Regions from separate parts of the Homo sapiens genome. Here regions 2, 3, 4, 5, 6 and 7 are each linked to region 1. Evidence: chromatin loops called from intact Hi-C (ENCODE). Cell type or tissue: ascending aorta. All regions are shown on one strand.

Region 1 (4,000 bases):
TTCCAAATAGAGAAACTGAGGCACTGAGCAATGAGAGAAGCTTAGTAAGGATGAGATAATGAGCTAGCTGCAGGGCTGAGAACAAACTGGGCTTTGGCTCAGAGTGGCTACCATTCAGTACAATGTGTGTGTGTGTGTGTGTGTGTGTGTGTGTCTGTGTGTGTGCCTGCGAGCACACCTGTACATTCCCTCTCATCCTAAATCTTCCAAAGGGACATCCTGAAGATGACACAGTTTAAAAAGGGACCCCATTTTGCAAGACAGAATGTGTGACAATGAGCTAGTTATAGAACCTCTGTAAGTCCAGTGTCCTCACCTGTAAATAGGGAATAATGGTATCCATCTTTACAGTATTGTTGTAATGAGTCATTAAGGTTAGTAAGGAATCTAAATATCAGGATCCAATTTCTGATCCCCAGCAAACATATGAGCCACCGGATCACAGTGCCCACTTGGTGGAGTTTATGTACTGACCTGACACCATTCTTGGTTACCTGGTTCAGTGGTGGAAGCCATGACCTGGTCAGCCTAGAGACCAGCTAATCTAATGTGCATCTGTATTCTATTAAATTTACTTTCCTAAGTATGTTATTTCAGTGGGGGAGGAAGCTTTGAGTGCCTACTATGTGCTGGGCAATTTTCTAGGTGCTCTATGTAAATGATCCTATTGAATCCTTCTCATAGTCTTGTGACAGGTATTACCAAAGCAAGGATTTGCATCCCCTAAGAAATAGTTACCTGAGTGTCCTGAACACAGAGCGGTAGAGTGAAACAAAACTGACATTTTAAGAATCCAAATTGAAGAGATCACAAAGCTGAATGCCGGCAAGACCAAACTCCCTCTCTCATGCCCACTGACTCTTCAACTCATTACAAGACATTGTCTTGGTAGCCATTTCATGAAGTTGGTCACACCCTTCTTCTTGCAGCTCCCTCTTTTCTGGCTTCAGCTCTTTTCTTGTTCTCTTTCCACCTCAATCTCCGTAGTCTCCACGGGGCTGCTGTTTCTCTGACTGCCTCTTAAGCATTAGCTTTCCCTTAGGGTTTGTCCTCAGCTCTTTTCTCTCTTCATGTTGAGTGCTTACCTTGAGAGAGCTTTTCCCTTCCAATGCCATAGGTCACTGCCAACTCCCAGATCAGTTCCCAGTGCTTCAGACTAAACAGTCAATTACCAGTTACCTCCCAGAATTTCCTCTTGGTGTCCCTGGCAGGCACATCCAATTCTGCATGTTCAGAATTGAACTCACCATCTCTCTTCTTAACCTGCTCCTTCTCCTTTACTCCTGGCTTGACGAATGACATCACCATCAAGCTAGCCTCCCAAGCTGGAGCTGAGAGTTAGTCGAGTCCCCTCTCCACTAACAGTGGAGACCCCTCTATTTCCTTTATCCTCCACACCCAATCTGCACCAAGTCCTGCTGACCTTCTTTCCTTCGCATCTGTTCCCCTTTGCGGTTCCCTCATCTTGATCCTAATTTTGGCCCTCGTTTTTAAACTTGGCATCTGTTTTGCTTCCCTGCAGTTCAGCTGCTGCTCCCTTTACCAGAGTGATCCTTTTATAAATCTGCAAAATTGATTGATGCCTCTGTGGCTTCCTGTCATCTTTATAATGAAGGCCAAGCTCTCCATGATCTCCCCCTATCCGCCCCTCTCCAGCTTCCTTTCTGGCCATGACCCCCACCTTCTCTTTCTCCAGGTGGGGACAGAACATCTCCAATTTGTGCTAATGCCCATCCCCCACTTGTCTGTCCAGCAAACATCTCCTCAGCATGAGGGTCTGCTCTCTTGGGAAGACCTTCCTGGCCCATCCACCCCTTCTGCCTTTGCAAGCCTGCATCCTTGGCACCCACGCCTCCCCGACTCGTCCTACCCCCTCAGTCTGGCCATAAACTTCTTGGGAGTGGTGATCATGCCTACTCACATGTTCCCCTGGTGTTTATCATAGTGTTAGCACATAGTGGGAATTCAACCAATGCTTGTTGACCAAATGACTGAAGCAGGGTAACGGAAAATTCAAGTCCATGCTGATCTATTAATACCTGGACCTGAGGGGTGGTGAGCGCTCGTTCCCCCCGCTAGAGGGCACTCTGGTCGTGTGCTTCACTGGAGGCCGCGAGCAGTGTGGCTCCACTTGGGAGCCTTGTGAAACCAGTTACGCTCCCGTTGCTGGCAGCTTGAGCCAAGCAGCACAGACGCACTTACGGCTCAGGCCAGTCTCCTTACCAGGCGCCATCATTCTCTTCACATGGACCCTTTGTTTCTCTCATTGCCTTCCCCTCACCTCACCTCACCTCATGCTCCCCCTGGAGGTACACAACCTTCACCTATGGCACATTCAGAACTTTCCCTACTTCCTTTAGCGGTAGCCAATAATATCTGAAATAACTTCAGCTAAGACCCTAATTAATGCCCATTCCTGAGGGTGTCTTCCTCCTGTTGGGTTAGTTGCGACTTACCAATTGCTTTTAATGCCTTTGAGTGACATGGGACAGTGATGTGTCCTGGTGGTGGGGATATTTTTGATGGGAAGGATGGGGTTTCCCTAGAGCCCCTCAAGCCACCCCACACAGTGGCCTTCCTAGGAGTGCTCGGCCCCGCCTGTCGTGCCAAGGGCCCGCGTCCATCGGCGTTCCACTCACAACATGCCTACCTATGGGAGTGTGGTGGGCCCTCGGGAAGTTAGTGTCCAGTTTTGAACAGAGTTGTACTTTTTATTTTTATTTTTTAAGAAAATGTGGTAAAAGTAATGCATTATTCAGCTTCATTCATAAAGCTTCTTTTTCATGGAGTTCCACAGTCTTATGTGTTGTGAAACCACACTTGAATTATTGTGGATAATTACTATTATCCACAATAATTGTGCATCTCTTTTTAAATACTGTGGGAATTACTCAAGGGTGATATCAAAAGGAATGGCACATCGGAGTGCTGGGGCTCTGGGAGCTGTGCCATTGGAGGGTCAGTTGAAGAAATGGGGATGGTGTAGACTGGAGAAGAAAAGACGTTAGAGAAGTATGACAGCTTCCTGACATGCAGATGCTTCTATTTCCATCAACATGTTATAAAGAATTAAAAAAATAAGTGTTGTCAATATTCAAGAAGCTCCTGGGATCCCTTTTGTAGAGCAGAATCTGGGGAGTGGGGTAAGACAGGAAACAACAGAAAATTAAAAAGCAAGAGAGGCTGAGAGTATCCACCATCATTAGTTGTGCAGGATGGGGGTGGGGGCCTCGTGGAGAAAGGCTGCAGCCTGCTTGCGGGCTTGGTTGGGAATAGTCAGAAGAGGGAGAGTTTTGGGAGCCTCTACACCGAGTAGGAGATCCAAAGAGAAATATGAGGAAAAAGGATTGTAAGAGGATGATTGTTTTTTAGTAATTTTTGAGAACTCCCAGCATGTTTTGAATTGCATTTTCACCTACTCTAGGTTGTTAGACTCTTATTTGAATGAGATTTTATTGAGACAGGAATACATGGAATGCTGGGATTACCTCGGTTAAATGAGGAAGCATTTTTCTAATAACCAGTCAAGAGCAGGCCAGGCTTCCTCACCAGGATGAGTTGAGACCTACTGAGTTTGGATGAGCACCTGTAAGGAATGTAGGGGTGTTCTGCCCTGGGTGGAAGGCTGTGATGGCTTCTAGGATCCCTTTCAATTCTGAGGTTCTATGACTTCATGAAAACAAGACATTGCTGGACAAGTTTGAGTGGCCCACCTTCCTACCTGCCTATCCCACAGTCTGAAGTGGCATTTATGAAAAGCTGGGAACACAGAAGGAGACAATGGGTCTCCAGCCTACGGTGAACAGTTCTTTTCTGGCAGCTAATTTAGCTCTAGAAGTTTCCAGTTCCCACCAAAACATTGAGAGATCATCCTGTAGTTTGGGGCACACAATCAGAACAGTTAAATAAAAATGCAAGTGGTTAGTTTTACATCTGCTGGGGACATTCCATGGCCAGCTACATAGAAGTCTAGGCATTCTATGTCTCCAGCCCTAGGAGC
Region 2 (4,000 bases), 630 kb after region 1:
TAATTCAGGTTGTTTTCATGAGGCTTCTAATCTAGAGGGAAAAATCCAACCCATGTCTCCATGGGGGGAAAGAGTAAGGTAGAAAGGATTAGAAGGAAACTGGAAGCACCTCTCAAAGTAGGTGAGACTGAACCATGACTGAAAATGGGGCAAGGCCTAATTTAATAAATGGCATGGATGAGGTGATTGGACATAGCCGACACAGGCTCAGCAAAGCCTTGAGAGCAGAGGGAATGCCAAACAGGAGTACATCGAGAGCGACCTGTGACCGCTGGCAACTCACTCCTCCTCTCTAGCCCCAGAGAGGAGGAGTGAATAAGCAATAAGAGGAGGAGCAAATCAAACTGGCTGTGAATAAGCAAGATGGCTGCATTTCCAGTACCCAGCTCCCAAGGCCTGATTTCCTCAGTTTATCAACTGATGGGGTTAGCTGTATTGTGTTTAGAATCCTGATGAAATAGTGAGTGTGGGCTAAAAGAAGCTAGCATTTGTTAAGTATCTTCTGTGTGCCAGAGCTATGCTCTTGCTGGGCAGCCTCATTCAATCCTCACAACAGCACTGTCATCTCCATCTTGCAAACAAGGAAACCAGGTCTATCTGATCTGGAAGCCCGTGTTAGAGCATGCCATCTCTCAAGCACTTCAACCTGAGGGAAATGGTGACATTTCTCAACTCAGGTTGAGAAATGAAGGACTTTCTCTGGCAATATTTATAGGACATGATAGGAGCAGTGGCTTGCACAGCAGTTTCAAGGAAAAAGAGGAAGCAGGAAACAAAGCAGCAAGGAGAAACTGAATTACCTGCCCATGTCCTCTGTCTCTGAGTCCTGTAATGCTAATGGAAGTTGGCCACTGTGGTGTGACTAAATTTACTATCTTGGTGGAAGCTGTAAGAGACAGCATGCAAAATTGCAACTCCCTTTATAATTTGTGTTGACACCCCAATAGAAAAATGAGAAAAGGCATAGAAAAATAATTTATGAAAGAAAAAATACATAAATGGCAAAAGAATTTTATAGAAAACTTTAGCCAGAAATCAAAGAAATGTTCATTAAAACAACAATGAAAAGCGAAGATTTTTAAAACTCTAAAAATTGTGTCAAGATCCAAATATAGGGTAATTATTTTAAAAATATGTATGATGATACAGTGGAATACTATGCTGGTATTAACATTACTGTTTAATAATATAGAAATACAATATATGGATGTGAAAAAAAGCTGGAAACAAAACTGTATAAATGGTATAATTCCCAATTGAAAAATGTATATTTATGTATAGAAAAAAATACTGGAAAGAAATCTACCAGAACATTATCCATGTTTATTTTGGTGTGATTACTTTTATTGCCTTTTAGTTCTTTTCCACATACTCTGAAATTTCTAAATCATATATGCTGCTTTGTTGATGAAGAATACCCAAGGAATCAGAACTGCCAGCTGTTTAAGTCAGGGTTACAGCTATGAAATGAGGGGTTCAGAGCAACCTAGATGACTCCCACAGTTCTTTTGAGCTCTAACATTTCATTCATTCATTCAACAATCATGTGTAGAACATCTGCATAGAACTATGGATTATACAATGACCCTTGGGCCCTCCAGAGCTGGACTCTGGCCAGATTGGAAAGCAAAGTTTGAGTTTGCTGCCTCCTGGTGTCATATTACTTGCCTTTTTCTTGCTAAGCTGTATAGACCTTATCTTCTCCACCTTCTCCTCTTCCCCTTGTCAAGCCCTGTTCTCACGACAGAATTCAGACTCAGGGGATGTAAGTAATTGGCAACATCTCAAAGATCTACCTCTCCCAGAGGACCTTGACTAAGTAGGGACAAAAATCTTACCCTAAAGAAATGAGGCCCTCTTGGCCAAATTTTAGGAAAAAGCTAGCAGGTGGAAAAATACTTGAGAGCCATCAGAATATTTGCTGTTTTGCCAGTAAATTCCTACTCATTTCACAAACCAACTCTGGCCCTTCCTCTTTCCTCTACTCTCCCTGATAAACTTCTAAGTTGCTGTGTTGTTACAGCAACCTCCCTGCACTGTAGCTCTTAGTTTGCATGTTTTCTTCCATGTTCAGCTGTGAGCCACTTGAGGGTCTCATTTTCCCCGTATCCACAGCATCTATCCCAGGGCCCCAACAAAAATTAGGTGGCAGATGCATGACTAATTGAATGGTATTTCAAGTGCCCCTCATCAGGCAGTGACCTCCTCACTCTGTGGATGGAGCTGTTTCTGGCTTTTTTCATTGACATCCCTTAGAGATGCAGACAAAATATACATGACTGGCCACAGTGCCCTTGGAGTTTCTTAGAATGAATGGGGTGGCCCTAGTGTGAGGAGCTATGAGTTTCTAATTCCTAGAAATTCCTCAGGTGTTTCAGCCTGGGGATGGCAACTCCTCACTGGAGAGGGAAATCAACTTAATAGGTTGAGATCAATTTTTAAAATGAAATAGAAGAGAACAGGATAAAAATAGAAAAAAAAATTTAATTCCCCAAGTAATAATAATAAGTATAGTTCATATGAAATTTTTGTTTCTGGTGTGTGTGTGTGTCTGTGTGTGTCTGTATATACTGGGTCATAGTCGGTTATGATAAAAAGTGTCAGAAGCCGCCTTAAGCTGCGAGGGGGAAGGGAGCTGCCTCCCCTCCAGCTATTTGTCCGTGGCTGAGACCACACTGCCTGTTGGATGGACACTGGGAACTGCCTCCTCTTTTCCCCCTACCCCCTAACAGCCACAGCCCTGGAAGCTGACAGACTATTTTTCTTAGTGCAAGTGTGGGGTCTAGAGGATTAAGAGGACAAAATAGATGTTTTGACCATGAAGAAAGTTTAAAGGCATGTTCGCTCTTTCCACTCATGGACTTCCCGGAGCCATTTTTTCCCTTGATGCTGCGCCTGACAAGTATCTCAACAAAGGCCCGCCCCTTCCTCAACCTTCACTAATGGAGCCCAGGCCTCCTCCTCAGTTTGCACTTTTGCATGAGCAGCGCCTCCAGGCCATGTACTTCTCGGCCATGCTGGTGTACAGCTGGCATCATCAGACCCGGGTCCAGAGGCTGAGCAACTCTGTTTAAGGAAGACTCTTGAAACCATCTTAAACAGGCTACCCAGAAGCCCCTTGGGCGTTTTCGCACTGATTTCAGGAGTAGTACCGTGTAGGTGTTACGTACAACTGCCTTCATCTGTAGTAGCTGTGTGACCTTGGACAACTTAGCCTCTCTGCTTCAGTTTCCACATCTATAAAATGGAATTGGTAACTGTACCTACTTAATAGAATTATTGTAAGGATTAAACAAGCTAACACATACCAAGTGCTTAGAACAGTCCCTGCACTTAGTAAGCATTTAATCAACATTATTATTATTTAATCATTTCTTAAGCTGCATGATAGTTACTATTTTTCCATATTTATAGATAAGAAAATGAAGCTCTGAGAAATTACGTAATTTGCCCTGTGTCCTGTGCCTAGTAGAGACAAAGCCAGAACTTAAATCCAGATATCCTGACTTCAAGGTCTGTGTTCTTTTTCTCCTAATGATGCCTCACTCCAGCTTTAGCAGCCTGAGGGGCATCAAATTAACTCCTGTGGTGAACTTTTCCTTATCGGTCTCTGCTGGGCCGGCACCCACTGTGAAAAGGGCACTCTTGGATCAAAGGTGTCTGGAGGGATGGTAAGCCCAGGGGAAGTTTCTGTTCATGATTTTGCATAGTCTTTGGGGACAGATATACTTGGGGGAGCTAGAGATGATAGATAGATAGATAGATAGATAGATAGATAGATAGATAGATAGATAGATAGAAGGATGATAGAAAGATATTTCTTTTTTAAAAAAAATTAGAATCAGAAATGAATGTCCTTGCCTGTACTGGCCACCCAAAGGCATTCTTTTGGAGTTCTAGGCTAACTGGACAGCGATGAGCATATAGGGGAGAATCCTTATGCCTTCAATTAAGTTTTCATAACAATGTCTCTTGATAACTGAGTATGGCAGTTTGAGAT
Region 3 (4,000 bases), 200 kb after region 1:
AGGGAGAAAGTTTCAGACATTCAGGAGGAAACTGTAAACACAGGATAAGAAGGGCTGGCAGGGGCCAATGGCTGCTGCCCTTCTGCACTGCCTCGAGAAGGGGAAAGATTCCCTTCCAGCAGACTTAACTGACGGCTTCAAGAGTTTGAGGACCCTGGAGAGAAGTTACTGATGGGGTCTCCACTGTCATTTCTGCATTTGCAGAGTGCAGCTGGCTGTGCATGGATTGGGGAGGAGGGGACTGGCACTGGCAGTGGGTGTGCCCAGAGGATGGAGCCAGAACAATTAATCAAGTGACTTTTCTACAGGATTTCCATTGGCCTTGGATGACAGATGGGGCAGAGGCACCCAGGAGAGCACTATTTTGGTTTCCAGCTGGGAACGTGCACTAAGTTTTCCTTAATACCCACAGCACCCAAAAGGCTTTGCTGTAATACACTTTAATGCATGAAACACTCATAAATTATCCTTCGAACTGTTACAACTTCCAACCTGGAACAACTTGGAAAAACCAGCCTAGCAAGCAGGCTCTTTTTTAATCTCTCAAATCACAAGAGAAGAAAAAGTTCAAGCACGAAACACCTTCCTTAAGAATCTCGAAATTTTTTTTGTTTTGTTTTTGTTTTTTTTTTTTTTTTTTTTTTTTTTTTTTTTTTTTTTAGAAGGAGGTTTGTAATTAGAGGGAGCTAAGCTGCTTGTTTCTGCTGGCTCAAAGTTGCAGCTCCCTGACCCCTGAGTCCTCTCTCCCTCCCCTAGATCCTCCTCGCCTGAACTCAAGGCGCTCCCCGCCCTAACCTTCCACGCCCGCTTCTCCCACACCTGGCAGCAGACAGCTGGAGATGAAGCGTGTGACCCAAGTGGCAGGGCTGAACCTTGGCGACCTCTACCTGAGGTTGTCCAACGCGGCTCCGTGGAGGGCCCCGGTACGCCGGACGGACCCCGGCGTTGGCTCGCAGACTTCCTGCGTTAACCCCCGGGGCCCTCAGTCACGACTCCCAGCCCTTCCGAGACGCGCTGAGGGAACTGCCCCAGGTCTAGCGCGCCCCGTTCCGCTCCTCCCCCTACCTGGGGGCCGCGCAGCACTTTCCCTACTCGGCGCTCACCTCAGCCAGCGCGCTCTGCGCTCCCCCCGCGGTGCTGGCCGCCACTCCTCCCGCCCTGGCGCGCCAGCTGCCGGCGCATCCCTCTCCGCGCCCATTCGCTCTCCCTCACTTGCGCGTTATCCACTTCTAGCCCTCGAGCTAGACCCTGGCATGGCCGTGGGCTTCTGCAGGCGCCAGGGCTGCTCCCTGGACTGCAGGCCATCCTGGGACTAGGGACTCCACGACCAGAACTAACGCTGTTCCCTCGGTCCGACTCGTCCTCCCGCGAGGGTCCCGCGCCCCCACACCCACTCGGGACATTTCTCAGGGCTGCTCTTCGGCCTGCGGGAGCCTCGGGGGTAACCAGAGAGCTCGCCAGACCGGTATCCTTGCAAACTCTCCCGCGAAGCCCAGCCACCCCTGCCCGCGCCCGCGCTGCGCCCCTCTCGGGATCGGCTCGGGGCAGCCTGACTCACCGCTGCGCTCCCCTCCGGCTCCCAGCGCTCTCTGCTGTGCCGGAGCGCCGAGCTGCTCTCACACAGGCTTCTTGAATTCTTAGCCCCTCCTCCCGTACTCCTGAGTCACACGCTCCAAATCCTGGCCCCCATCCCTCCCCTCCCCACCACCAGCCCCGCACCTGCTGTGGCTGGGCTGTGGTGCCCGGCTGGAGGGGGTCCTGGGGACTACAGACGGATCGCTCCTGGAGGGCTGGCCAGACCCAGCCAGAGAAGGACTTTAAACCTTCAGAGGTCAAAGGGAAACCCACTGGGGTCTGAGGGGCCGCGCGCGCAAAGCCGGGAGGGGGAGTTTCTGGGGCACCGGCAGGGGTCGTTGGGCCGACTGGCTGGGGCTGGGCGGAGTTGCTCGCAGCTTCCCTCACCTCTCCGCCCTGCCCCCGCGCGTTGCCCTTCGCCAGTGCCTCCCTGGTCTGCCCGGCGTCGCCCTCGGTGCCCCAGGCATCGGCTGCTCCTTTTCTTCGGGGCGCCTTTCCTTATCCCAGGATAGGTGAGCACCCAGGGGGAGCTCCGCGAGGGGCAGGTGCCCAAGCTCCTCTGACAAGGGAAGGCGGCTGCAGAACCAGCTAGAAGGCCCCCAGGCCCGGCAAGTCCAGCATGGGGACAAGGGGCAGAGGACTTCAGGAGTCAGGAGCTAGAGCCGGGACCTTAACTTAAGGCCCTGGGTTCCAGGAACTTCCCGGAGTCCTTGGCCCCTCTGAAACTGTAGGCTGATTTGCGCGACTGTGTGCAATGCTAATATTCTTTTCTGAGCTGAAGGTCCGCAGCTTTCATCAGTTTTGCAAGGGGTCTGTGACCCCAGACTGATATAGCCAGCAAACCCTAGGCCCCCATGCCCCCCTCTCCACACTCCAGGCCCCACACAAATTCTTCCTGACCCTTCAAAATTTCTTGAGTTCCCTCGATTCAGCCTGACAGGAGAGCTTGCCTGACTTTCCCCTGCCCCTCTGCCAGGGCTGTTCCCACCCCAGCATAAAATGAGCAAGGGAGAAATACCCCTGAAGTCAAATTTGTCACCAAATGTGCATCATTAATTGTAGCATTCCAGGGGATTCGTAGCTCTTTGGAAATTTACAGCCCCACTCCCTCCCGTGTTGAGCTTGTCTGTGCCTTCGCTTCTTCCTATAGCAAAGGTGGGTTGGACCCCTACCCTGTATGGATGCCACAGAGGAGAAGTAGGTGTGAGGAGAGTAACAGGGAGGGAAGGTGGGGCACAGAATCTCCCTATTGCTGGTAACACCAGCCAGTGCAACTTAGCAGAAGGGCACCCTCCAGGGAACTGGGATTTAGTGAAGCAGATGATTCCTGTCCTAAGTCTGGGGGTGGTCATTTACCCTTAATGGATGGCACTTGAGCAAGATGAAGCCCTGACTAGGCATTTCCAACTCCCTTGATTCAGATTAGTCTTGAGGTCTTACTTCTTTCTATTTTCACGTTTGCTCCCATAAGAAAGTTCATTCCATTTACACATGCTCTGAGAAGGATGAAATAGGCAAAAAGCCCTGGAATTGGAAGTCAGCCTTAGCTTTGGTGTGACCTTGTTGTTTCCCAGCCTTAGGCTTGTCCACTTCTGACTTGTTCAGATACAGGCTGGTGTATGAACACACTTTGGAAGTGAGGGCAAGAGGCCAGGGAACACTGTGAATGGCCCTTTCTACAAAAGTAGTATCATAGTCGAGGTGATCCATTAGGAAATTTATCATCGTCAATTAAACAAAAGAATTTCCAGATAACAGGATGAATTCATCCATCAATCATGTCATGTATAAACTTGTTTGGAAAGCACTAGCCCCAAGCCTTACATAATAGCTGCCTGAGAATTTGGGTATGAAATTAAACTTTTAGAATAACAGAGAATTTGGTTGTTGAATGCAGAGCATTTGTATGTGTTCTTGTGGCATCATTCAGAAGGACAAAAGGATTTGGGACACTTGTGGTTCTTTTCCATGTGGTATGTAAGGGGGAAACTTTAAGTGATGTAAGCAGATTATAAGTTTGCTTATATGCTCCATCCTCACCCCCTAAATTGTTGGTCATATTCTTCTTGCACATGTTGATTTAATAAGAGCTCCTTTCTGCCCCTAACTACCTCTATTTCTGTCCCTGGACTTCAAGGATCTTGAGTAAATAAGAACATGTAAACAACAAACACAAAAATACTCCAAAGATTATTGATTGAGAGCCTACCATATGCCAGGCACTGTGTGCTGGCAGTGGTACCGGCTCTCAGAGAGCTTATGTTCTAGTGGGGGCTTGATTATTAGTCCCTGGCCATGTTTATCACAGTTTCCCTAGGTCCTAGCATAGGACCTGGCCTATAGTAGGTGCTCAGTTAATACTTGTTGAATCCAACAACGGTCAGAGTCATTTGTGACTGTCAGACAACCCACCAACACTGGATTG
Region 4 (4,000 bases), 410 kb after region 1:
TACCCTATGACCCAGCAATTTCACTCCTAGATATATACCCAAGACAGCTGAAAATATATGTTCACACAAAAATGTGTACACAAATATTCATAGCAGCATTATTCAAAATAGACAAAAATGTAAACAGCCCAAATGTCCAGTAATGATGCATGGATAAACAAAATGTGGTCGGTCCATACAATGAAATATTCAGCAATAAAAAGGAATGAAGTACTGATACATGCTAAGACACAAATGGACCTTGAAAGCATTATGCTAAGTGAAAGAGGCCAGACATAATGGCCACATATTGTATGATTCCATTTACATGAAATGTCTAGAATAGGGAAATCCACAGAGACAGAAAGTAGAGTAGCGATTGCCAGGGAATGGTGGGAAGGAGGCACAAGGGTGAGGTTTCTGTTTGGAATGATAAAAACGTTGTAGAAGTAGATAGTAGTGTTGGTTGCACAACATAATGAGGACACTAGAAATCACTGAAGTGGATACTTTAAAATGGTGATTTTCAGCCAGGCATGGTGGCTTACGCCTGGAATCCCAACACTTTGGGAGGGTGAGGTGGGCGGATCACTTGAGGTCAGGAGTTTGAAACCAGCCTGGCCAACATGGTGAAACCCTGTCTCTACTAAAAATATATATATTAAAAAATTAGCCAGGCATGGTGGCGGGTGCCTGTAATCCCAGCTACTTGGGAGGCTGAGGCAGGAGAATTGCTTGAACACAGGAGGCAGAGGTTGCAGTGAGCCAAGATCGTGCCATTGCACTCCAGCCTGGGCAACAAGGGCAAAACTCTGTCTCAAAAATAAATTAATTAAAATAAAATAAAATGGTGATTTTCTGATATATGAATTGTATCTCAATTTTAACAAATTATCTTTGGTTCCATATGCAGCTCTTTAAAAAGGAAAAAAAAAAAAAAACCCCTGATAAACGTTATGTGTATGTGTGGTGGGAGGCAGGTATTTTATACACACAATGGTTTGGTTAATTCTGATGTTTGTAAACAACACAGATTAATTCCAACTTTCCCTTAATGTCCTCAGAATCATATTTTAGCTGTAGGAAGACAAACATTTAAATTTTTGCTTGTATTTCGAATTTTTCCTAAGGATGCCTGTTATGGTCTGAATGCTTGTGTCCCCCCAAATTCACATTTTGAAACCCTGCCCCTTAATGTGACGATAGCAGGAGGCAGGGTCTCTGGGAGGTGATTAGGATAAGATGAAGTCATGAGGGCACAGCCCGCTTGAGTGGAAGTAATATCTCCCCAAGAGAGCTTGTTTCCTCTCTCTGCCGTGTGAGGACACAGACCAACCCTGGGACAGTGTTGGAGGGGAATGCAAAGGCGGCAGGATCCCCGGGAGCCATTGAGGAGGCTGCTTGCCCCGTGGAGACAGCAGAAAGCAGGCTTGACAGACCCAGAAACCAGAAATTCAGAGTGATGGTTGCCAAAGTGCTGTCACTCAGCCAAACAGGGACCTGGCTCAAATGTTGCAAAGTGAAGCCTGTATCTGCTCCACAGGAGCCACAGGCCAGAGGTCCGGCTGTTGGTGCTACTCTGGGACTATCACTCAGGACAGCAGGCACAGGCGAAAGGCGTCAGACCTGGAATGAGACCGCTCTGAGTGCCCCGTGCCCCTCACTCCCTCCGTGAGCCTGGAGAAGTCTCGTTCCCTCTTCAGGCCCCCTTTTGTAAAAGAGACGAGGCAACTGTTTTTCCATCTGGGCTCTCTGGGCTCTCTGGGCCTCCTGGGATCCGAGGATATAGGACCAAGGTAAGCTCTAGTTTCATCAGGTCTCTTTGGAGTTCATTTAAGAAAAAAATAAATAAAAGTGTACTACTGATCATTGATAACAAAAAGACAGGGCAAGCTTGAAGGCCACAGCACTACGGGAGGGTGATGCACCCTCTGTCTTCGCTTTGAATGCTCTGATCTCAGAATCAGTAAAGCCGTGGCTGTGGGATCACTCTCAGTCATGGTGAAGGTATGCGAAGAATCTGCAGTTATGTTCCATCATGTGGTTTGCTAACCAGAGGGAAATTACCCCTGTATCAGATGCCACAATAATTGTCATTCAATCATTTTCTTGTTGCCCAGAAGGGGAGTAATCATAAAGGAAGGGTGGTGTCAGCGGTGTTGACATGGGGCCAACATATCTGGATGGAAAGTGAAATCTCAGTCAGTCATCCAGGCTCAAAGCCCAAGCAGAGAGGCCCCCGGGAAGGAGCACAGGGCTGGGAGTGAGTGTGGGGCTGAGAAAGGGCTGTGCCAGGAGGCCTCCCTGCTCCACATTCCTCACCTGCGATCCCTCACAAGATGACCAAAACAACCCAGTGAAACTGCCTTGCTTGGAATACATACGCAGGAGGAAGTGCCCTAGCCACAGGAGGCTGTAATACACTAGAGGGCAGTGGTGCCCAAGGCCATAGGGAGGGAAAGTCCCATGGAATGCGGGCAGCCTTTCCCTCAATCCCTCTGACCATTCCTGTGGGGGAATGCAGGCCCAGGGTTGCCAGATTTTCTCATTTTCCAGTAGAAGCCAGAAACATGGGTTTTTATGTGACATTTTCCCATTTTTAAAATACTTTGCAGATCAAACAAAACATGTTGCTAGGCCAGAACTGATCCATTAGCCATCAGTCTACAACCCCTGAATTCCAAATGAGTGACTTCATTTTAATGAAAACACCAAGAAAATTAGGTAAAAGTGTTCATTCTCCTGAAAATTTGGTCCCTGGGAGCACATTATTTATTCAATCATCAAGTGCCTACTGTGTGCCAGGTACAAATAGAATGCTAGAAGTTTTCTATTTTCTCATCTCTTCTCTGACCATAGGTCTTCTTTTCTCTGTTTCATTCATGAACTTTTCTGTATATGGGAAAGTGGGAAGAAAAATAGAAGGGAAGAAAAATATAGGCCTGGAAAAAAAGTTTGGCAAGGTGTCATTCCACAAGTGGAGGGTAAAATTGTGTCTCCAAGTCCACCGTCTTCATGCACTGAGCAACTAGCACAGAGCTGGTCACCTGGTTATTGAAAGACACAGCAACAATTGTAGCATATGTTGGTTGGTCACCCATTACCTGCCAGACCCAGTGGTGTTATTATGTTACTAGGCGGTGAATTTTAGTCCTCATTATACTTCTATGAGTCAGGGACTTCCTTTTATCACAGGAGGAAACTGAGGTCTAAACAGACTAAGTAACTTGCCCAAGTTCATAGAGCTCTCAAGCTGTAGGCCTTAGATCTTAATGAAGTTGTGCCTGACTCCAGAATACACACCTTCACATTGTACTGAATGAATGAATGAATGAATGAAGAGTGAGTGGATGAGTAAGCTGAGGCCCTGCTCCCTCTCCCCCTCATCTTTCACCCTCCATTCCCACCCTGCCCTCCCAACTCATGTGCTGGTTCTGAGACTGAAAGATCAGAATTACATTTTTGCAGATTTCCCAAAGGAACATTGGGGCCATCACTCCCCTTAGTGCCTCAGGACACTAAGCTGGCTGGGGCATTGCCATCTGCCTTGGCCCTTCAGGAGATGTCAATGTCTAGATACCCACTTAGCTTCCTTCCTGTCACATTGATACACTCAGCATCATTTGCCTCTGAAATATGTTGTGTGAAGGGGAAAGATTTGAGAAAGCAGCATGTTTTACAGATCAAGAAGATTTCTTATTTACCAGTGTGCTAGTTTCTGTTATTTTTTTCTGTACCCTAGTGTATAATCAGAGCTCATAAAAGTGCTACCGTGTGGGAGGTCTACATTTCCTCTCTATTAAGCATCCCCAGATGTTCATAGATCCTGACACTTCATGCCTCCCGCCTTCTTTGGTTCACCTTCCAGCCTCACGGCTCCTCTTTGCTTCAGTTGAGGAGCCAAGCATGTCCCACTCTGTGGTTCACTAATCAGTCATCATTCCCCAACGTCGCAACTCAACGTCTGCCTAAAAGTCTGTTTCCCCCTTTATGTGGTCAGGTGTCTGTTATCTGCTCATAT
Region 5 (4,000 bases), 140 kb after region 1:
TGTTTGTATATTGTGTCTATTTCTGTGCATATATGTATATGTAGCTGTGTGTACTGTATATTTACATATGTTTCATATACAATGATTTATTATGTACCAAACATTGGACCAAATGCCTTACAATACAATGAAGTAGGTTCTCTTATTTTCACCTACATTTTACATGTAAGAAAACTGCAGTGCAGAGAGAGAAGTAATTTGTCCAGTGTCACTCAGCCAAGCTATGGGTGAGGCCAGGCTTTATCCCTGATGGTCTGATCTTGCTCTTGATACCAGCCTCTGAAAATTACCCAGATGTGTCACATGCCTCAGGGAGGACCCTGTTTTCAACTGAGACCATTAACGCATTTATGGCTAACACAAGGTAGGTGCGGGGATAGGAGGAGATAGGCTGTGGATGGTGGGGATGGAGAAAAAGATGGAAACTAAGTTCTGTCTTCCCTTCCTTAGGACATTGATTGCCTGCCACATGCAAGATTGGGTCCAGGTGCTGAAGAAACACAGATGTGCTGCATCCTTGACTTTAAGGAGCATCCCTGGGTTGGAGGGATTCTCTGCAGGCTGCTGTGGTGGAGGGAAGATTTGCCCAACTTACTCTTGGCGCTGGACCCCCTGAGCCATCTTCACACACCCAGGTGAACTTTGGGAAGGTAACAGCTTTTCAGTTGCAAACCCAAGTGAATTAGAGCAAAACAGATCCCACGTGCTTGACACATGGAAACTTTCAGAGCCAATGGTTTATAAACTTACCAAGAGCTGGGGGAGTAAACACATCCCAGGGAACTGTGGAGCACTTCTCTGGCATTGATACACATAAGCAGAAAGCACAGCCTTCCCCGACACTTGCCTTAAGATAGTCTTTTGTCTTAGAACCCAGAGGCTTACCTGAGCTAAACCACATAAAGTGCTTAGTGCGATGCCTTGAACATACCAAGCTCTTAATAAACGCTAAGGTCACTATTAGCATTGCTTGTCATGGAATAAACCTAGGATACATCTATAAAACTGTCCATAATCTTCCTTGCCTTGTGGAAAGTTGTTCCACTATTCCAACATCCTTTTAGGGGTTCTCAGCTAATCTACCTTTCAAAACGAAAATTTATTATACACTTCTTAAGTGCTAGGTAGTTTTGTATATTTATGTGTATTATCTCATTAAATGATCTCTCAGCCCTCTGAGAAAAGCACTATTATCATCCATATTTCACAGATGAAGAAATCGTCAGAGTTTCCATATATCATTGTCAGAGATGTTAAGCAACTTGCTTAAGGTTACACAGCCTTAGCAGAAGTACTTGTTTGACTCCAAAGCCTACCATTATGCTGGAATCACTAGAATCCAGGTGGCCTATCTGAACCCGGATTCAGGCATCTGAAGCTGAATAGCTGCCATTCTTGCTTTTAACCTCCTGGTAAAAGCAGGCTATGCCTGATCTATCTATCTATCTATCTATCTATCTATCTATCTATCTATCTATCTATCAATCATCTATCTATCTGTCTATCTATCTATCTATCATGGCCTGGCTATGCCACATCTATATTCCATGATGTCCACTGACCAGAGGGTTTCCCTTATCCAATCCATACATGTGCCAATAAACAAACATTTAGTGAGCACCAACATAGTTGCTTCTCTCCTATAATCAACACAGGAATGGTTAAGTTTGGAATAAATTACTTTTCCTAACACTTGCATAGGACTGGACTGTTTGCTTTCAAATACTTGGTTTTGCTTCATGCTCACAACTCTGGGATATAGGAATGATTATTTTCATTTCACAGCTGCAAGAACCAAGCTCAAAGAGGAACTGCTGCTTGCCAAAGTTTCACAGATAGAAATGGGGGAGCTGGGGCCAGAACCCAGCTCTGCTGACACCAAGCCCAGAGTTTGTACCATGACACTGGGCTGCTCCCTCGGAGCTGGGTTTGGCTGATGACCTCAACTCTGAGCACCCGTTGCCTCCCACTGTTCCGTTCAGGCCTGTGCGAGAAAGACTCCCAGGCCCCTGGGTTCTCCATAGCCCACACTTCCACTCGGCTCCGCTTCTCTTGCCCAGCTGTCTCTCCTCCAAGGAGCGGACAGGGCGGACACGAGACCCGGGTGCCCTTTTGTCCTCTATTCCAGCTCTGGGCGGATCCTCCTCCCATGATGTGGATGATGCTGAGGAGAAAGTGGTAAGGCTTTTAGGAGGAACACTCCTGATTCACGGAAATGAAAATAGCTGCTGGGTTGTTGCTGAAACTCTGTCCCCATGGTGGGCTTTCTATTAGCAGGGAAGGGGTCAGGCTGGCGCTCTGGTTGCTGGAGGGCGTCAGAGGGACAACTGAGTGTACCCCAGAGTCAGGCACCCTGCGGTCTCCCAGGCCGGGGCCTGAGCCTTGCTAGGAGGGCGGACAGCCAGGGCCGGCGCTAGTTTTCTTGGGCGTGGTGGAGGACGCCTTCCACCAAACGAAGTTGCCGAGAGGAGTCAGATCTGCTCTCACCTTTTGGGCTTTTGGGGAACCCAGGCAGAAAAATCTCAGTGAGGCACAGGAAGGAAAATTTTGCAAAATGTGCTGCTGCCGCTCCTCAGCAGAGTATAGTGGGCGGTTTGAAGCTGTTTTCTTGGTGTTCAAGTGGCTGGGGCCCTGGCGACCCCGGTCAGCCTTTCTGGGGCAGCCCGGGTGGGTCTGAAAGCCAGGGCTCCCCTCCGTGTGTGGGAGCAGAGCCCAAGCTGCGGAAACCACCGGGCGCGGGGTTGTTTTTGGAAGGCTCCGACGCCGATCAGCCAAACTGATATCCCTTATATTGTGTGAAAACATTGGCTCCCACGCTGGGACTCCAGTGTTTCCGCCTAGAGCAGATTTTGCCTTTGGGAAGGTGGTGGTGTTCCTGGGATGAGGGGCCCTCCTCTTACCGGACACGCAGGAGAGCAGCCCACATGGAAGTGAGGGCCTCAGCCTTCGTGCTCCCTCAGACGGTCCTCCCTCTCGGCTGCCCAGGGGAGCCAAAGACATTTTTTAGATGTCCCAGTGTCTTGCAGTGCCGCGGGCAGCACTCCAGGACCCTCTTTGTTGGTGTAGCTGCTCACAAGCCAACCTTCCTGATGGGGAGCTTCCTGAAGGCCTCCCTCTCCACTCCTCTCCCCACATCCCAGGCCCAAAGTCCAGTCCTAAGAGAAAAAAAGCCACCCAGAAACTTTGTAGGGGCACCTAGGACGGCTGAGACCACTGGCATTGGACCCCAGTAAAAGTCACAGACACAGATCACTGGGAGGGCTCCTCCCTGAGGCCTTTATCTCACTTAGAATCTCAGCACAGAATGTTCTAGCTGGTGTTTCTTGAGCATAAACCTTTATTCCAATTGCAGTGGCTCTGATAGAAAAAACAGGGCACATTTCATCATACTTCTACCCTAATCAAATGGCTCTCATGCCAAAGCTCCCTACGTTTCTAATTTGCCCTATTTGGATGGCGTTGGAGGTGGGGCCGGACAGCGAGAATTACAGAGGGAATGAATAAGACCATTTGCTCTTTTCTCGGATGGACAATTTGGGCCTGTTCTCTTGAAAACCAGTGTAGGCATTTCATCCTCGGGGGGAGACAGGATGGATAGGAGGGGAAATTTTCTGTCTTAATATAAGTGCTCTGTCTGGGGGAATATTGTGGCTTCAAGGAAAATACAAAATGAAAGTTGCAGGGGAAGGGGGTCGTGTGAGGCTGGGTGGAGCCCTGCTGCAGGCTGAACCCTGGAGTCCCTCTGTCACCTTCACTCCTAAGATGCTCTGGATGGAGTCAGTGTTTATTAGCACATCCAAAAAGCCCCACAAGAACCACCCAGGTTGCTAACTTTCCTGGAGGCTGGAGAGTGCTGGTAAAGATGAGAGATCACACCTCCCTCCTCCTCCTGCTCTGTCCTCCCCTCCCCTTCTTCACATCCACCTCTGGCCTTCTCTTTGTCATCCTTGTTTCATTTCCCCTGTTTGGGAGAAGCAGAAAGCCGTGGTTTCCTGCCGGC
Region 6 (4,000 bases), 330 kb after region 1:
CACCTCCCTGTAAAGGTATAGGGAGGTGGAAAATGTCCTTCCTTGTTCTCTTCCAAAAGAAAAGATTCAGAAGAAAATTGGGCCAGGGGTGGAAGGGGAGTCAGGCTTTTGAAACACAGTTATAGAAATCTCTCAGCTGTTACGTGCAGAGCATCAGGCAGGGCGCTTCTTGAGATCTGCTTCCATGAACCCATTCTCAGGGTGCACTCATTGCCTTATGCACACTCAATTTACATTGACTGAGCAGTGGGCAGCTCATTTAATCTGCACAGAGACCCTCTGAGGTAGGTGCAAATATTAAGCCCATTTTCATAGAGGTGCTTAGAAGAGGCCCAGACAGGTTAAGTTGGTCAGAATCCCACAGGTAGTAAGAGGAGGTACCTGGATTCACATGTGCCCCCTTGCCCACTACTATGCCCTCCACACCATATGGCACCACCTCCACAAGCCTCAAGCTGTGCAGTGACAGCTGTGGGGCCCCAGGAAAAAACTGTGCAGGGGCAAAGGGAAAGGGGAGGCCAGTGTGGACGGGAATCCTGGAAGTAAGCTTCCTAGATGAGGTACACATGCAGGGCTTTGAAGGGTTAAAGACCTGGGAGGAAAACAGGAATTGGAGAAGGAAGTGATTTTCTGAAAGGGGAATTGGCAAAAGTAAAGTTTCTGGGCAAAAGGCTGTTTGGAGTGAATAGTGGGAAATGCATCATCTTTGGGGTAAAGCCTTCTCTGACCTTCCATCTCCCCATCCATAAGAGGAGAATAATGAAATTACCTGCGTCATGGGGAGGGTGAGAATCAAATAAGATCTTAATTGTGAAAATACTTTCTGTTTTTGTTTTTTTCTTCTGAGACAGGGCCTCGCTCTGGCACCCAGACTAGAGTGCAGTGGCACAATAATGGCTCACTACAGCCTTGATCTCCTGGGCTCAAGTGATCCTCCTGCCTCAGCCTCCCAAGAAGCTGGGACTATAAGCACATGCCACCTCGCCCAGCTAATTTTTTTATTTTTTGTAGAGATAGAGTCTCACTTTGTTGCCCAGGCTGGTCTAGAACTCCTGCCCTCAAGCAATCCTCCCACCTCAGACTCCCAAAATGCTGGGATTACAGGCATGAGCCACCACACTCGGCTGAAAATACTTTCTGAATATTAAACTGCTGTATAATTATGACAAGTCATTTTGATTATAACCTTATGCTGACAGGCATGAAAGTTGTGTTCATGTTGTGGGGCACAATGGTGGGACAGTAAATAGAATGTGCAGGGTATGAAAAAGAAAAAGTAGTGGAACTGAAGGACGACCTGCAGCCGAGAAGTAAGGGAAAGTCCACATAGGCATGGGGAAAGGCTACTTTGCAAAGCTAAGTTTGCCTGGGACCCTGGGGCCTCTTGGACAACAGCTGAGGGCATCTTCCTCCAGGCTTGTTTAAACAATCTTCATGTCGGTGAAGCCCAGGAGGTCTTTATGGAAATATGTCAGGCCCTTCATCAATTCTGAGCCACCTTCATTCCATTGAGCCTCATTTTCCACATCTATAAAATGGGGATAACTCAGCTAGTTTGCGGAGTTGCTGTGGGCAGTGCACAGGGGGTGTGCAGTGTTTGACATGCACCGAGAACAGCTCAGTATGCTGGGAGTTTCCTAGGTCTCTTTTTAAACTCTGCTTCCCAAAGGTGAGAGGATGGTATCTGGACAAAAAGCTGAGGAACTGGGACTGGGCCTAACCTCATCTTTCTTAAGGACAAGGTGCACAGGTGCTCTGGCTATGCCGACTTCTCCTTGCCCAATCCAGTTTAATCTGACCACCTTACCCTCTATCCCCTGGCTGAGTACCTGCCCCCAGGTGTCCCAGAGCCCCAGCAGGCTGTGGTGGGCTTCTGCTGCCACCTATAGGCCCCATGTGGCACTGCCTCCCCCTGTCCAGCATTGAGGCCGGCATTCCCAGCTTTCACCTCCTCAAAGGGGATGCCATTGCATGTTTCCTCATCTGTCTCCCTGCCTGCTAGAGTGCCTTAAAGGCAGTGATTATCTGCTTTACCTATATCTCCACTATCCGGCCCAGTGCAAGCGCAGAGTAGTTGTTCAACACGTGCAGAAGGAATGAATGAGAAAATGGCCTTGCAGTGATGGAGATCACAGAAAAAACAAGAGGAACTTAGTCGGGGGTTATTTAATGCCAGCACAGGTGACTCACGGAGGCTTGTAAATTTCCCTTCAGAGGCTTTAGGAAACAAAGTAATTCTTAAGTGCCTGGGTTAAGGTTAGGGCAGTTGTGCTAGAAGCAGGGGGTGATTCAGGGAAAGTACGGGTCTCTTCTATTTTTGTTTCACTTCCCTGGGCCAGGACCTCCCCCTAAAAAATGTCCACAGTCCAGGAAAGCCTGAAGGAGGGAGTCATAAATGTGGCCTGGCTCAGTGCCAAGTGGAGACAGTTCAATGAGGCTCTCCTGTGGCCCTTACCAACGACCCGGATGTGAGTGCCTGGCTCGGCCCCTCCTTCCTCCCTATCTCTTTTCTTTCTTGGACCCGAGGCTTTCTTTGCCTGCAAGGCCCACTCTTTCTCCATTGCCTTTAAAAAAAAACAGATTTAGGGGGTACAAGTGCAGTTTTGTTACATGGATATATTGTGTAGTTGCAAAGTATGGGCTTTTAGCTTAGCTGTCACCTGAATAAATGGTGTAGATTGTACCCATTAAGCAATTTCTCATCCCTCACCCACCTCCCACCCTTCTAAGTCTCCAGTGTTGACTACTGCATTTTCTACATCCAGGCATACAAATTATTCAGCTCCCACTTACAAGTGAGAACACGTGGTATTTGACTTTCTGTTTCTGAGTTGTTCCAAAAAAAAAAAAAATGGCTTCCAGTACCATCCATGTTGCTGCGAAAGACATGATTTCTTTCTTTTTATGGCTGAGTAGTATTCTACGGTGTACACACACACACACACACACACACACACATATATCATGTTTTCTTTATCCAGGCATTCATTGATGGACATTTAGGTTGCTTCCATATCTTTGCTATTGTGAATAGTGCTGCGATTTTTTTTATGTTCTCCACTGTCTTTGACTGAGGAGCTGAGAAGCATATGAACACCCTAGAAAATTCCCTTTATACAGCTGGAAAGCCTGAGACACATAAGGCAAGAAGGAGCTCAGAAACCAGAGTCAGGATCAGGTTTATAATCAGGCATCCAGGATCTGGCCCTCAAGCCCAAGTGTCACTGATGGATGGGGAGGGGAATGAGACCTCAGGCAGGGTTTTCTGTGACTGGCTGAGCACAGCTTGGCCTCTTACACACCAGAGGCTACTTAAGGGTCTGGACACCTTTCAGTTTCGTTTTCAATGTCTTTATTTTGCCCCCTTGTCTCACTGAGGCTCCCACTTTCTAGGAAGTCATAAGACAAGGCTAAGTCTCCACCCCAGTCCCTGCTGGAAAATGGAAACCCAGAGCACCTATATGATCTGCTGAATCCCACCCTGAGAGCCAAGGGTGAAACCAGGGGAGACCCAAAAGCCCAAGGCTTCTGCACTCCCTTGAGCAGCCCCCTTCCTTTTACCCCGACAAACCCAGTCCTATGGCAGGAGAGGCACTGGCATCTGCTATGGTCTGAATGTTAGTGTCCCCCAAAATTCACGTGTTGGGACCTAGTAAACAGTGTGATGGCATTACAAAGTAGGGCCTTCGGGAAATGATTAGGTCATGAGAGCCCCACCATCAAGAATGGGATTAGTGCCCTTTTAAAATAGGCTCAGGCAAGCTCCCTGGCCTCTTCAGTCATGTGGGGACACAGCAGCAAGATGCCATCTATGAAATAGAGCACCCTCACCAGATACTGACTCTACCAGCACCTTGATCTTGGACTTCCCAGGCTTCAGAACTATGAGCAGTACGTTTCTGTTGTTTACCCAGTCTAATGCATTTTGTTACAGCAGCCCAAACAGACTAAGACAGCACCCCACTCCAGACCTTCAAAGTTGCCTTTGCCATGGGTTCAG
Region 7 (4,000 bases), 1.4 Mb after region 1:
ATATAGGCTCCACGAAGGGGAGGACTTTGTTTTTTTTTCACTGCTATGTCCCCAGCACCAAGAACAACAGTGGCTGGCACATAGTAGGTGCTCAATAAATAATGATTTCCTGATTTAATCAGATTGGTTTTGAGTCTAAAGTTATTTTGTACGTTTTCTTCTTTACACATTTCTCTATTTTTCAAATTTTCTGCAGTAAATATGCATGTTTTTACCATCAGAAAAAGCAGTAAATGACATAGTCTTTTCTCTAGGACCAATCTTTGGGAGACTCAGAGCTGCTAGAGAATAATTTAAGAAGATGAAGGGAGGCCCTGCCTTGAGCCCCTGGTTCTGAGCAGCACCAGGTCGGTCCTGGTAGACTATAACAATACCACTGATTCCTAATGGTGGATGGGGGAACTTAGTGGGGCTAAGCAGACCCCACTTACCTAACAGCATTTTGTCTTGGGGTCACTGGGGAAGGAGAGAGAAGGAGTGAAAACACGACCAGCAGCAACCCCCTCCCCACTGAAATGCACCAGGATCTCCCTAACCCGATACAACAGACATGAGGACATGGGCTCCCAAGCACCCTCCAGTAAGGCATTGTGGCCATAGGTCATTCTTTAACTGGCACAACTGGCTTTTCTCAGACAGACTTTCTCTTTATTTTCTTCAGGGACTATTACTCTGAGGCCTAGTACCTGCTGCCTCTGCTTATATGACTGAATCTAGAACAAAGAAGAAACATCTTAGCTGAGGGGTCAGGGCTCTGGCCTGACAGAAACCCTGTGGTCTTGTCTCCATGTCAGAGCCCCATGACTCCAAGTGGGTGGGAGTCCTGGGCTCGCCCATGACTCATTGTTCGAGTTCGTAGAGAACTCAGAAGTTCCATATGGAAGCACAGCCTCACAGGCTAGAGACAATTCAGGAAACGAAAGCCCCATTCACTTGATTATTGGTTCATTTTCTGATGGAAGCTTTGCTGATCCTCTTTCATAAGGACCATCTGAAATAGACAACTGAAAAGAGAACTAGGGGGCCATTTCCCTTCCCTCCTCTAGCCCCTGAGCTCGGTCATCAGAGTCATGTGGACCCTAGCCCCTGGAGCTGGATAGGGCCCAGGGGTCATCTGGCCACTGTCTGTTTCATTGTGACTTACCAGGCAGGCCCCCTGATACTCAGGGACACAGCTGCCTGCCTCCTGGGCTGACTTTCCTGCAATGCTCTAGAGCGGAGCCAGCCAGCTTCTCCAAGAAGCCGGTGGTAAATACTCGCTCTGGGCACTGTCACCTTTTCTTTGTTTTTTCCTTACAACCCTTTAGAAACATAAAACCATCCTGAGCTCACGGGCTTCACAGAAACAGGCTGTGAGGATAGGCAAAGTACAGCCCATGAGCAAGACCCAGCCCACTGCCTGTTTTTGTAAAATAAAGTTTTAGTGGACACAGCCCTGCTGATCTCTTGATGAATTGCCTATGGCTGCTTCCACGCTACTACAATCGTGGAATTCTGTAGTTGAGACAGAGCCTGTAAGGTCAATAAAGCCAAAAATAGTTTCTATCTGTCCCTTCATAGAAAACATCTGCCAAGCCCTTCTCTAAAGTTTCATATGCATTCGTTCCTATTTAACACTCAAAACAATTTTTGAGATTAGTATTAGAGATGAGTATTCCTAATCTTACAGATGAAGAAACCGAGAACGAGAAAGGATAAGGCTTGCTCAAGGTCACATGGCTAATGAGGGGCAGAACCAGAACCCAAACCCAGATCTCATCTCTAAACCAGGGCTTCTTCACCTGGTGAAGCCGCTCCCGAAAGGTGGCAATTGTGAAGCGTGGAATATATCTCCTGTTCAGCCCCATCAAGTAGGGTAGCAGCAGGTTCCTTGGTGCCACGGTCTGAGAGAGACAAACTGACCTTGAACAGAAACTCTTAAGATTCTCACCAAATCCCACTGTGCAGAGAATGTCTCCAAGCCCAGTGTGCTCTCTGTGCACAGGAAAGATTCCTTTGGCAAGCTGGCTGGCTGGCAGGAGAGCTGTCCCCTAAAAGCCAAGTTTGGCTTCTGTTAAACATTTAACAACAGGTCGTCACTTCACTGTGAAGAGCCACAGAGCTGCTGCCATCTTCCCATGGAGACGTGGACTGCCCTTGGATCCCCCCAGGTCCCAGGGCTGCCATTTCCTCTAACTGCTGGGAACAGCTATGCCATTATTTGTATGAGAGAGACCCCCAGTGGATATTGCTGGTATCACTGTCCCTAAAAGCAGCTCGGCAAACACCTTCCAGGCTCCCAGAAGCTGGGTGTGTTCAAGATTATTACATTTGAGTAATTGCCCCAGTACCTAAAACCCAATGAGCATTGTCCTCTTCAAAATCCTTCCCGAGGGAGGTTGGTGCCTGCATGTTCTAACAATGCTGCCATTTCACAGAATGTATTTGGAACGCTTCCTTCAAACCTGATTTTTTTTTCTTTTTCTTTTTCTTTTTCTTTTTTTTTTTTTTTTTTGTGAGACGGAGTTTTGCTCTTGTTGCCCAGGCTGGAGTGCAATGGTACGATCTCGGCTCACCACAACCTCTGCCTCCTGGGTTCAACCGATTCTCCTGCCTCAGCCTCCTGAGTAGCTGAGATTATAGGCATGTGCCACCGTGCCCAGCTAATTTTGTATTTTCACTAGAGACAGGGTTTCTCCATGTTGTTTAGGCTGGTCTCGAACTCCCAACCTCGGGTAATCTGCCCGCCTCGGCCTCCCAAAGTGCTGGGATTACAGGCATGAGCCACTGCGCTTGGCCTGCACCTGATTTTATTATGACCTTTCACATGCTTTTAGAGTCTTTTCTGTGAGGCAGATCTGACTTCCCAGAACAGCTTGGTCTTTGTAAAACTTTGTTTTAGCTGCTTTCAGCCTAGCTTTGCTCCAGAACCTGTTTTTTGTGTTCCATAGTGTTGCTAATTCTGGTGGTTGTTATTGTTTGCAGTTTTTTATTTGAATTGGATAACAAAATTATGCATTAGGATTTCCAGCATTTCTGGAAAAGTCAGAAAGCACTTGTTTTGAGTTCTTGCTCAGTAGCTAATAGCTGAAACTAAAGAGGAGCTGTTGCCCTCTTTGGACAGGTAAGGATTCTCCAGTTTGCCACAGTCCCCACCACTCCGTATTGCCCCTTATTGGCTGTGCTGGTGTTTGATTGCATTGCCTTGTTGGTCCCTAGAGAAGTTTTAAAGTTATGTCATACATACAGAATAATTGCCATGAAAATAGCTGCTGCCACAGATCCCAGACACTATGCTGAGCACAGTATGTACATGTTCTCATTTAACCCAGTGAGATAGGTATCATTATTCCCAATTTACAGACATAGAAAGTCAGGGTCAGTAAATGTCAGGATCAGAAAATGTCTTTATAAGGGTTGAATTGCATTTCAGTTTGGACATCTGCATTTTACCATGTCAGATAATGAACTCCTCTAACTGGTTTAGGAGATGTGACTGGCTCAGTAAAGGCCTCAAATAATCACTAGGTTTTCCTCTTTTTCCACCTGCAACATATTCAAGAATGGTTAACCCTGATCTCAAGTCATGAAGTAAGCAAAGCGTCTTTGATGTTAAAGACACTGGAATATCCTCCCCTTTCTTCCTCAGCATATCTGTCTTGAACCACACACCCATGCCAAGTGCGCAGTACTCAGATCTTCCCGCAGGGCCCAGGGACCCCACTGTGACACAGTGTCTGGGCCTCAACTCTAAGACAGCACCTCACCTTCCGGATTTTTCCCATCCCTTTTTTCTACCAAAACATCCTTTGCTGTGTCCCGTACATTCAAGCTCTTGATAAGTGACTAACTACTTAATTTGATAAGTGATTTGGGAGATAAGTGATTAACAGACTCATTTATTCTTCTAAAAATTACTTATTGAATGTCTATCCCCTCCTCTTAAAACCATATGAGGGCTACCAATTGCTCCTAAGAGACTAATGACCAAAATCCTTCATAAGGCCTAAAAGGCTTGTGA

The links. Hi-C counts contacts between places; a loop is a spot of excess contacts. Peaks named below come from ENCODE experiments on the same cell type or tissue, not always from the same donor. Only the 100,000 strongest peaks of a DNase experiment are listed, where the experiment ranks them.
Region 2: a loop joins it to region 1, with 4 times the contacts of the local background. A loop is called at or near these places in 23 of 110 quality-filtered maps.
Region 3: a loop joins it to region 1, with 5 times the contacts of the local background. A loop is called at or near these places in 25 of 110 quality-filtered maps.
Region 4: it touches region 1 in a loop (11-fold over the local background); 7 of 110 quality-filtered maps call a loop at or near these places.
Region 5: it touches region 1 in a loop (2.2-fold over the local background); 19 of 110 quality-filtered maps call a loop at or near these places.
Region 6: a loop joins it to region 1, with 7 times the contacts of the local background. A loop is called at or near these places in 96 of 110 quality-filtered maps.
Region 7: a loop joins it to region 1, with 4 times the contacts of the local background. A loop is called at or near these places in 3 of 110 quality-filtered maps.

The regions. Positions count from the first base shown.
Region 1 is chr1:115,136,998-115,140,997 of GRCh38, forward strand. No RefSeq gene overlaps it. Among named protein-coding and RNA genes, the nearest start is that of LINC01765, 39 kb to the left of the region's middle. In ascending aorta, a CTCF peak has its summit at 2,078 (motif pointing right); a DNase peak (open chromatin) is centred at 2,114; H3K27ac peaks cover 2,730 bases.
Region 2 is chr1:115,763,120-115,767,119 of GRCh38, forward strand. All of the region lies in intron 1 of CASQ2 (calsequestrin 2), which reads right to left. Among named protein-coding and RNA genes, the nearest start is that of CASQ2, 3.6 kb to the right of the region's middle. In ascending aorta, a CTCF peak has its summit at 1,647 (motif pointing left); no DNase peak of the experiment used is centred here.
Region 3 is chr1:115,336,646-115,340,645 of GRCh38, forward strand. NGF (nerve growth factor) reads right to left here and starts at 1,604. Exons shown (of 3, transcript NM_002506.3): 1 at 1,559-1,604. All of the region lies in intron 1 of NGF-AS1 (NGF antisense RNA 1), which reads left to right. In ascending aorta, no CTCF peak of the experiment used is centred here; DNase peaks (open chromatin) are centred at 1,142 and 1,616; H3K4me3 peaks cover 2,078 bases; H3K27ac peaks cover 3,820 bases.
Region 4 is chr1:115,543,928-115,547,927 of GRCh38, forward strand. No RefSeq gene overlaps it. Among named protein-coding and RNA genes, the nearest start is that of VANGL1, 96 kb to the right of the region's middle. RefSeq lists an enhancer at 1,879-2,766. In ascending aorta, a CTCF peak has its summit at 2,407 (motif pointing right); a DNase peak (open chromatin) is centred at 2,364; H3K27ac peaks cover 946 bases.
Region 5 is chr1:115,281,063-115,285,062 of GRCh38, forward strand. It overlaps NGF-AS1 (NGF antisense RNA 1), which reads left to right and starts at 1,972. Exons shown (of 2, transcript NR_157569.1): 1 at 1,972-2,178. In ascending aorta, no CTCF peak of the experiment used is centred here; DNase peaks (open chromatin) are centred at 1,979, 2,361, 2,909 and 3,369; H3K4me3 peaks cover 1,761 bases; H3K27ac peaks cover 3,064 bases.
Region 6 is chr1:115,467,986-115,471,985 of GRCh38, forward strand. No RefSeq gene overlaps it. Among named protein-coding and RNA genes, the nearest start is that of NGF, 130 kb to the left of the region's middle. In ascending aorta, a CTCF peak has its summit at 1,875 (motif pointing left); DNase peaks (open chromatin) are centred at 1,864 and 2,409.
Region 7 is chr1:116,497,021-116,501,020 of GRCh38, forward strand. All of the region lies in intron 1 of LOC112268235 (a long non-coding RNA gene), which reads left to right. Among named protein-coding and RNA genes, the nearest start is that of LINC01762, 20 kb to the left of the region's middle. RefSeq lists an enhancer at 2,015-2,114. In ascending aorta, a CTCF peak has its summit at 2,218; a DNase peak (open chromatin) is centred at 2,171.